Linked DNA regions of Mus musculus: regions 2 and 3 are each linked to region 1. The links are chromatin loops, found by intact Hi-C in ENCODE. Cell type or tissue: heart. All regions are shown on one strand. Links, peaks and the distances in the headings refer to the core of each region. The heading gives the core; the rest is flanking DNA.

Region 1 (6,464 bases), core at 869-5,868:
GCATCGACCCAGCAAGGTGCGGTGTGGCCAGGTAGACCTCCTTAAGAGTAATGGAATGGGACAGCCACAGAACACTAACCTTGCAGTCCACGCTCAGCATGTGCTGCGCAATGACCCTGGCATCGTGGTTGGTGAACAGTTCTTTCGCGTGCTTCAGCATGGCCGTTTCCAGGGGTTTGTTCTCTGGAGGAAGAAGCTTGGACTCAAAGTCATTGGGTCTGAATGACGACACGGTCTCCATGAGAGGTGGCACAAACTTGGTCTTGTCCTCCTGACCTTCATCCGTCTGCACTGCCAGTGGATCCCAATGTCTCGCCTGGTCATCCCCATCAAGGATCATGTAGTTGATGCCAGAGTTCCGGGGACCCGATGGCCCATTCTGTTTGGCTGTCAGCAGCATCTCGTGGCTGTCGTGGGCTTGCATGGGAAGCTTGGCTCCCCTGTCACAGCCCACAGCAAAAGCAGGGTTCAGTTCACAGTAGTTGGCCTCTGAGGTGAGCCAGGGAGATGGAGAGGGGGGAGTCTTGAGGAAGGGCACCTTGCAGGGCTTCGGGGGTGGCTTGGGGCACAGCTGGCTGTCTGATCCCCGAAGCGCCTCCCCTGTCCTAGCATCTGAAGAGAACCTTCGTACCAGTGCTGGACTCAGAGTGGGCTCGCTGCCAGTCCTGAACACGGGAGAGCTGGGGCAAGGGCTTGTGTCCATACTCGGAGACTGGGGGGGCAGCTTGCAGCCTGTGGAGGAGAAAAGAAGGTCAGAGAAAGCTCAGTTGTCTGGAGGACAGAAAACAAAATGGGAGTGACCGCTCCCAGCTCTCACCCTATGCCCTTGGGTTCTCCTCTTTGCCACAAAAGAAAACACCGTGACTTTCTCACATCAGTTCTGGTTTGTGGCAGTCTAGAACACTGTGAAGGCGTCCCTGGCTCCACCTCACTCTAGAGGTGACTCTAAATCCCAGGGGCTGGGCCCTAACACCAATTTATGGTCATAGCAGGTTGGGACAGTCAGAACAGGGAAACAGGTCTTGGGCAGTGAACAGCACAATCCCGTCAGAAGAAACGGAAACCTTCAGCCACATAGCATGAAAGGCTCTGAGTCACCAAGTCAGGGTGGATCTCAGGCAGCACTAAAGAGAGAGCAAGAGATGCAAGGAAGATAGACAGACACACGGAGATAAGCCAAACAAACATTTTACAAAGGAGCACTGGGAAAAGTCACTTTGTGGCCCTGTGGAAGGTTACTTATTAAAAGAAATGAAAGATCCTCCCACTGGCACTAAATGCTTATGGAGTTCCCAAGTTCCACGCCCCACCACTCTTCTGGCTATGAACAGAACACAGAGAAACAGCAAGGTGTCTGTGGACAGCCACTCCATTAGCAGCCCCCAGACTATCTGAGCCACTGATGGGGCAGGGGGCAGCTAAGGAGTGAGTTCTGCTATCATGATGACCACCACATATCAACAGGGTTTGCAATGTAAAATCCTGGGTACAAAAGCTAGGTGACCCTCTTACTCAATACTTACTCAGTTTCCACGGCTGCAAAATGAGGGTAACTGTGCCCACTTTGAAGGCTGGTTATGAGACTTAAATGTTTGGATGCATAAAGCATTAAGCTTAGCGTGCCATAACCAAACAGTTCTGCCAACCTCCCCTCCAAGATATGGAATCTTCACACCCCGTGGCTTGTTTGGGGCAGAAAAAGTTCGAGGACCCCCAGGGCCACACTACCACCTTCTTGCCTGACACTCCCCGACACCTACCTATTGGCAGGTGACTCTCCGACTGGTGAGCTTTGAGGGTTAAGGCCTTCCTGTCCTGCACGTGATCCAGGCAGGCGGGCTGGCTGCCACTCTTCTCTTTATTCCTGAAGCCAGAGAGACCAGGCAGAAACGTGTTATTAAGTAGTAAAACCCTCCTTCAGGCTACGTCACTCACTCAGGGAAAGTTAAGAAAAGAAAACTCCCCGGAATGGGAATGAACTTGAACGCAGCAGCGCATACCCTAACAGTAAAGGAAAGGCCGAAGAGGAGGGGCAACTGAACTGACTGGGTGTGCCAGAGTCCCCAGGGCCAGAGCAGCTGAGTCCTGGGCTGTTTCCTCAGCCCTTCCTTCCATCCTGTTGAAAAGACCGTGCTGAATGGGTCACCATCCTCTGGGGAGTAGTGGGAAGGCATCTGATGAACTGGAATGTGTATACTTCTTTAAAAAAAAAAAAAAAAAAAAAAAAACAGCTTTAAATGATTCTCAGTCCCTGGGGGAATGGCTTATTTAACTAACACGACTTTTCCACAATGGTTCAATGTCAGCTGGGAGGAAGCTGGGGGTCACTTTCTATCTCTATGTACAGATTAGCTGCACAGGTCAGAGGTGGCGGTCATCCCTATCTTCCTGGCTGGGCTTGGGGAACACCCACAGGTGATCTCTAACTGCTGAGTTAGAAGCAAAAGTGGCCGGTACAGTCAACTGGGAGGCACAGCGCACAACCAGCCAGGGAAAGGTAGAGGGTGACTTGGAGGCACTTTCTCCCACACTCCCTCTGTCCGGTCTGATTAACTGGGGATCGGTCTAACTACAGGCGGCGGTAGACTGTATTCTGTTGACAGAGGAAGAGATACGCTCTACCAGCCAGGCTGTGATAAACAGGTCCTCCGGAAGCATAGCCCAGTGTCACACAAACCGGAAGATCTTCCCTATGTTTGGAAACAAACAATCAAAACCTTCCAGCAACCACTCAAAGATAAGTAGCAAATTACTAAAGGAAATGACTTTGGAGAAACGTTGGTGGACGTTAGAGGCGTGTCCACCATGATCAACAATCAACCCATCAGATTGTTCCGGGAGTCCAGTGTGGCTAGATAGGTGGGAAGCAGAGTGCCTGAAAATACACACCTTTGCCCAGGGCCCCAGGCTGCCAGGCAGGCAGCAGGTGGCAGTGGGCCAAAGCTGACGTGGGAAAGTCACTGAAGGGCAGCAGGGTAGGGTGACTAGCCCATTAAGGCCACACTGGTCATGGTGAGGTCGCCCTTCCCCCACCTGAAGTGTGTTGGTCGCTTCCTGTGGGAAACTATCCCAGAGCCTCTACATTCCAAAGGCCAATCAGAAGAGCATCTCCCAGACCCTTCCTCGCCTCCCTGCCTGCCCCTAAGTCTGACTTTTGCCTCCCCTGCAGAGAAAAACAGCTCCCAGGAATACCAGCGCTTGCTGTGAGAGTAAACACGGTCCACTTCCTGCACCCTCACTCAACAGCGTCTATGCTTCCAGACCAAGGAAGGGAGCCCCAGAGAGGTTGAAGGTGTCTGCCTAGGGTTGCACAGCTAACCACATGGGAACCAGCATGGAGCCACAGGTTCTGAGTCAGTTGCTGACTAATACATACCAGGCAACAGCTACAGTTTATGTTACTTACATAGTCCTGTATTTCATAAGGCGTTTGCAGTAAAGAAATTATAGTTTATATTTTCTCTTGGCCCAGACAGGAAAGCAGAGAGGCGAATGGACACGCTTACTTATATGAGACACCAGGAGCCGGGGGAGCCAGGGCAATAGAGGGGTCCAGGCTACATCTCAGCTTTCCTCCCCAGCAATTGGCCCTGAAAAGGTGTCTCGTCTCTGGAAGCTAAGTCCTATGCAAATACTGAGCTCCCTTCTCAGCCTTGCCTGTCTATTCTCTGAACACTTCAGCCCAGGAGGCACAGGAGTCCAGTTTCCTCCCTCTACGCTTCCAGTCCTTCAAACCCCATCTGTTTCCCTCCAAGCCAATCCTTTTCCGCAGGGCCAGTCCCTAGCCTCAGCACTGACCCCTGCTGGATGCTGACACACAGCATGTCCACAGTCCCTGCCCTCCCCTTAGTATACTGCCTAGGTGGGCTTTTTCCTCTAACCCTGAAGACCTCAGAAATCGACCCCACCTCCCCCTTCCAGCCTGGGCCCTTGCTGAAGCCTATGCTGGCTCCCCTGCTTCCGTCTCTCCCCACTCTGTGCCTAATGCTACCCAGTTCTGCTTCAGGATCTGCTGTTCACTGTGCCAAACTTTTGTAGCCGGGCAGAAAGCCTCCACCATCAGCGTTGGTGGGGTGCGGTCGGGTTCCTCCTAACCCCATCCCTCCCTTACACAGACCCTCTACTTTAGCCTGGCCAATCAACCCTCCAGGCTCCTCTGGCCCTTGAACGTCTCACATTAAGTCCCTGGAACCCCCTCTTCTTTGCAGTGTCCCCCACATATCCCCTGCTCAGACCCTGTTGTTGTTTTTGTTGTTGTTTTAGTTTTAGAAATGGGGAATCTCATTTTGTAGTCAAGGATGGCTTTGAACTTGGGGCACTCGCCCCATTTTAGCCTCAAAGCACTGAAATTACTCACACGCATCCCGCATCTAGCTCCACCACTTGATTTTGATGCTCTTTAAGTGGGGGTTAATCATGCACACTCGTGACCACTATCCACTGACGGTGAGTGTTCTAAAACCCTCTCCTCCCCTTCGCCTAAGCGAGGCCCCAGCACTCCACAGACCTACCTGAGGAGGTTTCCTCGGGGCAGGCTGTGTTCCCGAGCCTGGATGCTGCTGCCTGTGGTGAGGCTCAGCCTCTTCACCACGTCTGGCCTTCCCTCAGCCAGGCTGCCCTCCCGGCCTCGGCCCGGGGAGGTGCCATAACGCTCCTCCAGACACCAGAGGGGCACTGTCCTATTGATGGGCTGGAAGATGATGGCACCACTCTGTTGGGAGATGGGCCGCCGGTTGCCCACGTAGCAGCGGACCAGCCCCGGGATGGAGTCAAAGCTCTCCATCTCGAATTGGTACTGCACACGGCTGTAGGCCTCGCTGAGCCGCAGGACAGTCCGGTTGATCTTAAAGTGCTGAGCGAGGTTCTTCCACTGACAGGTCAGGACAAAGTTTCCGGGGCTCGACAGGGAGTCGCGAACCAGGAAGTCCCCATCCCGCTGCACAAGGTTTTCAGACACCTGTAGTCAAAATGGTGAATGAGGAGCAGGAAAGGCAAACATATTCACTCAAGAACTTCCAGAAGGCAGTGCTGCTATGTCTGCTGTGTGCGCATGTGCGCGAATGTGTGCGAATGTGTGCGCATGCGTGCAGAGACCAGAGGAGTCTTTCCTTAGGCACAATCGGTCTCCCACAACCCAGGTATCTGCCTCTCTCTGCCTCTCCACTCCATGTATTACCACACCTGGCTCTCCTGATTTTTGTTTTTGTTTTGTTTTTAATGAGGGTTCTGGGGATCGAACCCATATCCTTGTCCTTGCAAGATGACTATTTTACCAACCGGGCCATCTCCTATCACTCCCTTTTTTTAGTCACGTCTTTAGTTTGTTTGTTAAATGACACACTCAAGGACTGTATCCTAGCTGGGTATGGCTCTGCACACGGGTGATCAATGTGCTCAGGAAACTAAGACAGGAGGACTGTAAGTCTGAAGTCAGCCTGGAATACATAATTCATTTGAGGTCATCCCCCTCTCAAATGCAAAACAAAACACCCAAACTATTTATGGACCATCTTCTACATGCCCAGCACTACTGCAGACTCAGGAGACACAGCAATGACTAAGTGTGCTTCCTCGGGGGCTTTGTGGTGTGTGTGTGTGTGTGTGTGTGTGTGTGTGCGCGCGTGCGTGTGTGTATTTGGTATAGCACTCTCGGGACAGACGGCTGCAAGTATGGTGAGTCTGAATATTGTGAAGCTAAGGAAAGAAAAACTTTGGAAGGGAGATGGGCTATTTGGAAGGGTTATTGTTCAAATGAGGGTGGCCAGGAAGATGTCCCAAGAAGAGGACATTTACACAGACTTAGAGAATGTAAAACAGCGGACGAAATGAAGTTGTATGCTCATTGGGTCTGATTTTTTTTTTCCAAAGGGAAGAGGAAGAGGCTATCTGGGTCTGGGTCCCCTAATCATCCTCCTCAGATTTCCGTTTACAGAGCAGGATGAACCCAGGGATGGCATGGTGGATTCTGGACAAGCTAGGAGGCTAGGAAAAAAAAAATACAAAGACATTTGAGGTTTCCTCACCCCACAAAGTTATTGTAAAGATAATCCATTTGCATATGAGAAATAGGCAAAGCACGAGGAGTACAATGCCTGTAATGCAGTGGACAGCCCCACAGGTAGCCACTATGGTGCTGATGTTGCCAGCCATCCAGTACATCATGCTGGAGCCTGACCACCTAGGTTTGTATTCTGCCCCAGCTGTGTGACTAGACAAATTACATAAGTGCCTTGTGGTTCAGTTACATCATCCATAAGATGTAGATAATGCTGTTGCTTATAGAGTGGCTGAAACCTTCAAAGGGACAGTGTTGGCACCCGGCTTCCCTTGCCATCGGGTTCCAGTTAGCGTCCAGAATGATGTCCTCCTGAGAGCTCACCCTCCTGGCGCGCTAACAAGGACAGAAGTGATGACATTTTTCCCCTAGGATATTCTAACATCCAAGTGACGCTATACTTCTGCGA
Region 2 (5,000 bases), core at 1-5,000, 260 kb before region 1:
GAATTAATTAATATTGGAGGAAATTAAAAGTTATACAGCAAGAGCAATACAGATATATTCATAGCATAATTAAAAATTAGAACTAACATAAACAAAACTTAAGAACAGTTCATCATGGCTGTAGACCAATATGTATATTAGCAACTTCAGCAATTAATAAGAAAAAAAAGTTTCAGATAGCAGGTCTAAGAAATAGGATTGGGGAAGGATGTCAGGAAGACCCCAAGGATGCTAAGATGCTCCCTTGGGAAGCTATGGAACGGAAGGGTGCCTACAGTTGAAGAGCAGCAGCTAAGAACATTATTTAATGACATTATTTCATGTATGTCTCTGGTGGCAAAGAACACTGTCTAACTGCGATGGCGCCTTTGAGCATGGAAACCATAAAAGGAAATGACCACCAGAAAAAAGTGGCAAAAATATTTACGAGACCAAGGTCTTTTTTGTTGTTTTTTTTGTTTGTTTTTTTGTTTTTTTAACATGGGCTACCTTGATCTCTTTAGAAGTGACACTTTCCTGATTTCTTTAGAAGTGACACCTACCTGATTTCTTTTGTTCTCCAGCAATGACGTTTCATAGAGCTGAGCATTGTGAAGAACAATACCACAGAATGCCAGGTAGGCCGCAAAGTCCTAGAACAGAGAGGATAACAGCCAGGTTGGAACTGCCAGTAAAACTATCTAGAAACACTGCCTGAAACATGAAAGTACTATAGTTGAAGCAAATGTGAAATGCTAAAATGTAGATGCTCGCTATGCACAAAAGCAGGATAGGCTGAGTGTTAGCCAACAGGTGTAAGTTAACAGATGACTGAAGAAGAGAAGAGGCCTGGAAATGATGACTGTGTATGAAATCACAGTTTCCCCTCTATAAGACTTGGAGTAGATTGGATATGACACTAAGATGCAAACCTCTGAGGGATCAAGTAAACCGCTCATAATTTATTATTGCAGCAAATGAAAACGTACATATTTAAGAGAGCATTGGCAGTAACAAGTGTTATGCAAGGTTACCAGTATTAGTTTAAATACATCTTTTTAAATTGAATCTGAATCCTTACTACACTGAAGTAGGGTGATGTGCTCATGGTTAAGTTAGTGATTAAAGCAATCTTTAAATGGTATGATTTATCCACACCTATGGATATATTTTGTCAAGATGTGATACAGTTCTAAATATCTATTAAGAGTAGGGTTATTCCAGTGGACTATAAGAATAGTGGACATAAAGTTTATCTAATAATTATGCTTTGATATCAAGTATCCAGGTGTAATTAATAACATAGAAGTATGCTACTCTGACTTTCAAAGGCACTTCCTATGGTTTGGATTACAACATACATAGGGGCTAGCATAGGTGTCAATACTGCTATATAACAAAAACACAAGTAATCGCCTTGTTTGAATTAAATACCAACTAGTTTTCAGAGGAACAACACACCAGCAACGGCTTGGAGCAATGGAAATGCTGTGTGCTATGACAGATGTACAATACATATTCAATAGATAAAACTCGATGGTCTCTGGAGAATGAAGGCAGAGGCAGACCTAAGGATGAGCAGGAGGGGAATCTTGCCAGTGTGGAAGGTGGAATGTTTTTCTTAAGACTTGGAGGGGAACAGTAAGATAACGCTGGTTGCTGTTCTCTTGGAAGATGAATTCCTATACTCCATCCTGAATTTACACCTGGGCACTCCTGTGTGAAGCGTATAAAACTAGATTTGCTTTACCAGCAGGAAAAGTGCAGGGTACAGGGCTTAGAGAAGTCAGTGTTCCCATTCCAGGATGAATGTTTGTCCGACATGTATGGAAAGTACAATGAGAACACTAGAACACAGAGGGACCCTTCCTGTGCACCCAGCTCAGGGGAAGGCTGCCGGGTGGTTCTGTGAGGGGAGAACACGGGGTTCCTGATGACACTCAAGAACCCTCAGGTCAAACAACACCATAGTTAGCTGAAGACAGTGTTCTCAAATTCACATCATTTTTTTTCCTCTTCAAAAAATATTTTGTTGAGAATTTCACAAATGAGTACTGTAGTTATCTCCTTTCCCTTCCACCCTCTTGCCTCGCCAACTTCTTCCATGCCCCCATTTCCTTAATTGTTACTGATGCATGCACACGAGCACACACACACACTCACACCTCTCACCGTAATTTTTTTTCAAGCAACCATTTCAGCAAGGCCTTACTCCAGAGGTCATGTGCCATAGAGAGAACGAGTCTCTCTCAGCTGGCATCATGCCAGCCTCTGGTTTTGTTACCTTTTCATCTTTTTCAGTGAAGGTCCCACCATTTCCTGATTTCTTGTTGATGGCCTGAGCTACACCAACAACCTAGGATAAGAAGAGAAAAGTGACACTTTTTTTTTTCCATTATCCTCAGATCCTCAAAGTGAACGTGTTTACAGCAGACATGGGCTGTTTAAAAGCACAAAGCTGCAAAGCTAAAACAAAACTCCTGCGTCCAGCCTTTTATTCTTAAGAAGGGTAGTAATATTCCTAATTTCCTAGAGCCCAAACCTCACTGGACTTCAGATCTTCATCTTATAATCAGATTAAGCTAGCAGGTAATTGTGTTTTAAGTAAATATTCTGCATAGTTTTCTAATACACACACACACACACACACAAAGCAGAACAATCTTTTACATTTCCAATAAAATATATAATCAAACAAACATTTTACATTGACTGCAACTATTTCAAAAAGGCTCATTCACTAAAAATGAAGCAGGAGCCAGTGGCCAGCTACAGAGGAATGCGGGCGAATCATGCATGTGCAGGAATTTCTCATGTAGGAACGTAGCTCGTGCTCTTTTGAAACGCTGGCCTTGAAAATTATTTGACCTTCAACAGAATTATTTTTGGGAAAAGAAGTTATTAAAAAAAAAACCAAAACAGGAATTAACAGGCGAAGCCTACTCTCACATAGGTCAGAAGGAATTTGAAAGATAAACTGTACTTAAGTTGGCCAAGCTAAACTTGGCCCGTAAGCCTTGAGTTCCACAAAAGGTTTGGAGAGGCTTGAAGAAGCCTCTCGTGGTTCGGTGTCAGGGGCTGTTACACTTGTTCAGTTCTAACTTCAGGTTGGGGAATTACTTCAAGTCTGTAACAACTTACAACTTACTGCAGCTCCCTCTTAATATGAATTCAACTGCTTCGCTCTTTTCCCAATTTAGTCTTATCAAGATTAAACCACTTCCCCCAAGAGCTCCCACTTTAGGAAACACAGTCTGAATTCTGTGTGGGAGGCTTGTGTTTCTTCGTTCAGTTCATTCTAATTCTCTACCTACAAGAAAATAATGCAAAGTTTCCCCTTCGGAGCACAGATCGGAAAAGGGAAAGGTCCCCCCAACATTGATTTGTTTTTTGTGGTTTGCTTCTTGTATTTTCTCTCCTTCTGTATTGTATCATAAAAGAACAATATACTTTTTTATATTTATAAAAGAGAATTACTCATTTATCCTAACTGCCTTTGTTGCCCTGGGTTTGGCTCACCCCGACTTTCACAGGCCTCTTGTATACTCTAGATTCTCTAGTCTCAATGACAAAGACTGGGAAAGGTTTTGGCTCAGGTCAAGCATGTCTGGTTTATAGCTAGGTATTTTCACTGGAAACAGAACTGATGAGAACAACCCGACCGGGCCTCATATGTAGCAATGTAAGTCTAACCTGATTTTAAATGTTTGTTCATTCATTCATTATTCAACAAGGGCTAAACTGCCTACTTGAAAAAAAAAAATCAAAGAATAACTGATAGAAGGAGTTCAGAGTTCAGTGGGCAGAGAATGACCCAAGCAGAAGTAGTATGCCTTGTGGGGAGTTTTATGATGCAGTTGCCCATATTTGGGGGCACATTAGGGGGGCACTTCTCAGAAAGTTCGCTCGACGTGTTCACTCAAAAACTGTTACTTAAAAACTGACCCTCAAATCAAGTTAGAGTCTATCAGTATGCCACCATAAATTGACAGTGAGGTAGGTCAACATTCAAGTCTTAAGAGAAACAAAATCAGCTGTTCAACTCTGAAAAATTTGGAGTTATAAAAGCCATATTGTGACTTCATGAGGTTGTTGAAGTCCCCTGTAAATGGAGCCAATGAAAAGACAGGCCATTTGGGACTCTGAGTTCCTGGACTACCAGCAATCAAAACTTTAACTTGGTCAGTGGGCTATACAGTCAGTGTCCAGGCAATGACTGGGATAACTAGGGAGACATACAAGAGAAGGTGGGTCAGGGAACATCAATACCCAGTAGAAAAGCAGACTCAAAATACACTGGTCCCACGGTGTTCCTGGTGTCTTCCATTTTAGTATCAGAACACTTGGAACAAGATTTCGTCAGCAGACACATGAGGGTCCCTGGGGCTCTCCTTCATTAAAATCTGTGCTCCAAATTTTCTCTCTCCCTTTCCCTCTTATTTCCTTACTTCCCTCCCCCATCTCTCTATGGTTTCTTGATTAAGACAGGGTCTCTCTCACTCTGTATGCTGGGATGACTTTGGCCCTGTAGCAATCCTCCTGCCTCCACCTCTCATCATATGCTATGCTTGCTGGCATAAGCCTCTGTACTTTTCCTTTTAACTTTTATTTGCATGCTACTGGGGTGAGGATTTGAACCTGCTACCTGTGTGGGGCACTGGCTTAAGCAGAGGGCAAGCTCCATCATTGCTTGCCAGGGCTGCTGATGGAGATGAACTCAGCTCATAGGTAGAATTTAACGGTTGAGCCTTTTCACAGAGTTCACTTTAAGCCCACTGGCCCCCACCTGCGGCGTGGACTCTCCTACGGCCTACAGATGCCACTCACACACTTCACTCTGACCACATGGAAGCTCAGACACTGAGCGCTCATTTGGAAGCTCAATTTCCTTACCTTGGATTTCCCACTTGGCTTCAGACATCAATTGGTCCCCGCTCTAATGCCATCTCCCTTTTGAACTCCTTTGTATAGTTTAAACCTTGCTTCTTGTACCATTCTTGTACTTTGATCCTGGACTAGTT
Region 3 (5,000 bases), core at 1-5,000, 270 kb before region 1:
AACAGGTCTCAGCATCTCCTTCTGGAAGCGCTGGGCTAAGTCATACATTTCAGTATTTGTAGAGTAGATATCAACAGAGCTGCATAAGAGAAAATTTCTGAGAAAGCAAGGGCAGGGAATTTGGGGGGAAGGTAAGGCTTTCTGAGTTGCAGAAGTTCACAGGAACCTTTGTAGGCTGATGTGAACCCAAGACACGCCTGGGACAGCAGCTACAAGCTACAGGGAAGGGTTTTGAAAATGTACAGGTATTAGGTCCTTTTGAGCCTTAATGAAATTCTATCATTACAGAAGAAGAAATTGAAGCTTCAGAGATCAAAGAAATCACACACTAGCTAGTATACAGCATTACCTGTAGTTAAATACAGTCTGAGTTCTACATTCCTCTGCTTGGTGCCTGTTATCTTTGCAATGGAATTTTTCTCACTTTAAATGTAGTAGGGAATAGGAACTCCACAGGAAGACCAACAGAGTCAACTAATCTGGACCCTTGGGGCTCTCAGAGTCTGAACCACCGACCAAAGAACATCCACAGGCTAGACCTAGGCCTCCCTGCACATGCAGCAGATGTGCAGGTTGGCCTTCATATGGGTCCTGAACAACTGGAGCAAGGGCTGTCCAAAAAGCTGTTGCCTGAATGTGGGATATGTTCTCCTAGTTGGGCTGCCTTGTCTGGCCTCAGTAGGAGAGGAAGCACCTAGCCTCACAGAGACTTGAAGTGCCAGGGTGGGGTGGGGTATCCCCAGGGGTCCCCACCTGCTCAGAGGAGAAGGGGAGAAGGGAATGGGGGAAGGATTGTGGGAGGGGTGACCAGGAGGGGAGCAGAGAAGTGAGCAAGATATAAAGTGAATAAGTAAAAAAATAAAATTTAAAAAAAAAAGAGAGCATAGGAAGTAGTTTTTCTTAAGTTGAACTACATTTGTATTTTTTAATTTAATAATCAATAACAAGTTCTAGCTAGTATATATAGTCCAAGACTAATATGAAGGAGAAAATCTATGTGTTTATCATTTCATAATTAAAAGGCACACTTATTTAAGAAAAATAAATATCACAAGGATGGAATAGCAGGACTAAAATGTCTCCTGAAAATAAAGGGTTAACACAATTCCAACATGAGCTCTGTATCACAGCACAGAAAAAAAAACCTCCCATCACCTGGAAGTGTACCCCACTTCTGGAATCTGGGGTGACAAGCCAACTCTAAAGTCACTACTAACTTCATCTTGCTTACATAACAATTCTAATAAAGATATACAAGGTTCACAGGAATAGTTGTTCACATTTTGATATCTAACATGTGAAAACTGTACTCAATGTTATTTAAGCATATAAAAGAAAATAATCTGAAAACAGCCCTGAATTTTTATCCTTTAATATTGTAGACAGGGTCTCTAGTCCATGTTGCCTTTGCACGTACTGTGGAGCTACACATGACCATGTGACCCTACCTCCTCACCATCTCCATCTCTGCAGTGCCAGGATTACATGTGTGTGCAAGCATACCTGGCTTATGCAGTGTTATCGATCAAACCCAGGGCTATGTGCATGCGTGGCAAGTAGTTTATCAAGCAGGTTGAATCCCTAGGCTCAGAACCCATGACTTTCAATCAATAGAGAAGAGCTTAAAAATAGAAATGATTTATTTAATTGTTAACATAAATTGTACAGCACTTCATCTCATAGATGAGTTCTGAACTCGCAAAATGTTTAGTACTGAGAAATAGAGAGTACTAAATCATTGTACCATTTGTAATCAATTAGAGAAGTATAAGATATAGATGTAATATGTATTATACTTTATACTATATAACAATACAATAAACATTAAGTGTCAATATCAACAACACTTTCTCAAAATGTTAAAGCTGTTAAACACCTTTGATCATTCAGTTGTCATAAAGTTAAGCCAGATAGCTAATATTATTAATAAACCATTTTCAATAATTTTATCTCATGAATAAATGGTCTTTTACTGCATTATTAGAGTAAAGGCTAACTTTGAAATGGTAGGGTAAGAAAAGCCATTGACAATGCATAGTTTCTATTGCCATAATATTAGTTTAAAAATCAGTTAGAATTTGTCTCTTTTAAAATAACCACACTAGCATATTTGTCCCTTATAAAAATATTTTATAAGTTACTTGGAATGGTAGACAATTATAAATGGTAAAGTATCTTTCATTTGGCCTACAGACAGAATTTATCAAAAAGAAACCAAACATTTATAAATCTTTGCTTTTGCTGTTTTAAAATGTATATTTACCAGCAGAGGTCACTATTTCACTAGGTTTGTCCAGCTGTCACTAAATATTAGAAGATATTGGTTGAATTTGTAGTGCAAATCAAAATGTCAATATGAAAATAATTAAACAGATACACGCTGCAGCATGAGTACAAAAGGTTTGCCTACATAACTTGTTTCATACTTTTGACAAGCATCATACCAACTCACTTTGTCCTGTGGAGTAAAGGCAATTATACATAATAGTGGATGCATAGTTACTCATATTTATATAGTAACAAAAGCAACAAAGTTGTTACAGCATCATAGAATCATCATATATATATATATAGCTTTTAAGAGCTGAAAAGTATGATAAATGCTTAACAACTTCTGGTACCTCATCTTGGTGGATTTCTGTTCTTTAGAATGGCAGGTAGGTCAATGGAATAGAATTGAGGACCCAGAAATGAACCCATACACATATTGTCACTTGATCTTTGACAAAGGAGCTAAAACCACCCATTGGGGAAAAAAAGACAGCATTTTTAACAAATGGTGATGGTTCAACTGGCAGTCAGCATATAGAAGAATGCAAATTGACCCATTCTGATCTCCTTGTACCAAGCTCAAGTCCAAGTGGATCAAGGACCTCCACATAAAACCAGAGACACTGAAACTTAAAGAGGAGAAAGTGGGGAAAAGCCTCAAACATATGGGCACAGGGGAAAAATTCCCAAACAGAACAGCAATGGCTTGTGCTGTAAGATCAAGGATCAACAAATGGTACCTCATAAAATTGCAAAGGCAAAGGACACTGTCAATAAGACAAAAAGGCAACCAAGAGATTGGGAAAAGATCTTTACCAGTCTTACATCCGATAGAGGGCTAATATCCAATGTATACAAAGAACTCAAGAAGTTAAACTCCAGAGAACCAAATAACCCTATTAAAAACAGGGCTACAGAGCTAAACAAAGAATTTTCAACTGAGGAATACTAAATGGCTGAAAAGCACCTAAATAAATGTTCAGCATCTTTAGTCGTCAGGGAAATGCAAATCAAAACAACCTGAGATTCTACCTCACACCAGTCAGAATGGCTAAAATCAAAAACTCAGGTGACAGCAGATGCTGGCAAGAATGTGGAGAAAGAGGAACACTCCTCCATTGCTGGTGGAAATGCAAGCTGGTACAATCCCTCTGGAAATCAGTTTGGCGGTTCCTCAGAAAATTGGACATAGTATTACCTGAGGACCCAGCTATATCACTCCTAGGCATATACCCAGAAGATGCTCCAACATGTAATAAGGACACATGCCCCACTATGCTCATAGCAGCCTTATTTATAGTAGTCAGGAGCTGGAAAGAACCCAGATATTCTTCAACAGAGGAATGGATACTGAAAATGTGGTACATTTACACAATGGAGTACTACTCAGCTATTAAAAACGATGAATTCATGAAATTCTTAGGCAAACAGAAAATCTCATCCTGAGTGAGGTAACCCAATCACAAAAGAAAACACATGGTATGTACTCACTGATAAGTGGATACTAGCCCAAAAGCTCCAAATAACCAGGATATAATTCACAGACTACATGAAGCTCAATAAGAAGGAAGACCAAAGTGTGGGTGTTTCGGTCCTTCTTAGGAGAACAAAATACTCAAAGGAGAAAATATGGAGATAAAGTGTAGAGCAGAGACTAAAGGAAAGGCCACCCAGAGACTGTCCCACGTGGGAATTCATACCATATACAGTTACCAAACCCAGACACTATTGTGGATGCCAAAAAGAGCATGCTGAAAGGAGCCTGAAATGGCCCTGCCAGAGCCTTACAAATACAGAGGTGATGTTAGCAGCCAATCATTGGACTGAGCTCGGGGTCCCTAAATAGAGGACTTAGAGAAGGGACTGAAGGAGTTGAAGGGGTTTGCAACACCATGGGAAGAACAACAATATCAACCAACCAGACCTCCTTAAAGATCCCAGGGACTGAGTCATCAACAAAGGAGTACACATGGCTCCAGCTACATATGTAGCAGAGGATGGCCTTGTCAGGCATCAATGGGAGGAAAGGTCCTTGGTCCTATGAAGGCTCAATAGTGCCCCAGTGTAGGGGAATCAAGGGAGGGGAGGTGGGAGTGGGTGGGTTGGTGGATGAACACCCTCATAGAAGCAGGAGGAAGGAGGATGTGATAGGGGGTTTCTGGGAGAAAGGGAAACTAGGAAAGGGGATAACATTTGAAATGTAAATAAAGAAACTATCTAATTTTTTAAAAAGGAAAAAAGAATATCCTAGCATTTGAGAGAACAATAATGTTTTTTGGTATGGTTAAAAAAAAAAATATTAGTAAGAACATTTAGTAGTGTGCCCTAAATCCACTTCACAATCTCCAGAAAGCACTTGCCAGACTGGGATAACTGCGTCTTATCCTCCATCTACAAACACAGCACATACTTTTCAAAATAAATACTATTAATAGAAAAATGAGTACATATTTAAAAACGGTGGAAAAGAGCGGGTACATAGATGTCTAAGATTAGGATGGTAGACCTCCTCCTGTTCCTAGGTAAATTCTCATGGCCGATTCCAACTTGGAATAGTCTTACAGAAAGCTTGCCAGGAAATCTACGATATTTCCAGATATGTAAACAGAAAAAAATGTAACAGAAGAGCAGTATTTGTGGTTCTTAGCTGAACGAGTTCATAAGAACAGAACAAGCCTGTGCTAACCAGAGTTCTGCTATAAGAAATAATTCTCTGTCGATTAACACCA

Evidence for each region. Hi-C counts contacts between places; a loop is a spot of excess contacts. Peaks named below come from ENCODE experiments on the same cell type or tissue, not always from the same donor. Only the 100,000 strongest peaks of a DNase experiment are listed, where the experiment ranks them.
Region 2: it touches region 1 in a loop (2.0-fold over the local background); 4 of 42 quality-filtered maps call a loop at or near these places.
Region 3: it touches region 1 in a loop (2.5-fold over the local background); 4 of 42 quality-filtered maps call a loop at or near these places.

The regions. Positions count from the first base shown.
Region 1 is chr3:122,506,619-122,513,082 of GRCm38, reverse strand. Bcar3 (breast cancer anti-estrogen resistance 3) reads right to left here. Exons shown (of 12, transcript NM_013867.3): 5 at 4,512-4,957; 6 at 1,761-1,864; 7 at 80-732. Among named protein-coding and RNA genes, the nearest start is that of Gm34349, 30 kb to the right of the region's middle. In heart, for the core only: a CTCF peak has its summit at 3,806 (motif pointing left); DNase peaks (open chromatin) are centred at 2,052, 2,432, 2,982 and 3,802; H3K27ac peaks cover 1,650 bases.
Region 2 is chr3:122,771,888-122,776,887 of GRCm38, reverse strand. It overlaps Pde5a (phosphodiesterase 5A, cGMP-specific), which reads right to left. Exons shown (of 21, transcript NM_153422.2): 4 at 2,264-2,335; 5 at 543-632. Among named protein-coding and RNA genes, the nearest start is that of 4930447N08Rik, 28 kb to the left of the region's middle. In heart, for the core only: no CTCF peak of the experiment used is centred there; no DNase peak of the experiment used is centred there.
Region 3 is chr3:122,781,768-122,786,767 of GRCm38, reverse strand. The region is part of intron 7 of Pde5a (phosphodiesterase 5A, cGMP-specific); the gene reads right to left. Among named protein-coding and RNA genes, the nearest start is that of 4930447N08Rik, 18 kb to the left of the region's middle. In heart, for the core only: a CTCF peak has its summit at 2,260 (motif pointing right); no DNase peak of the experiment used is centred there.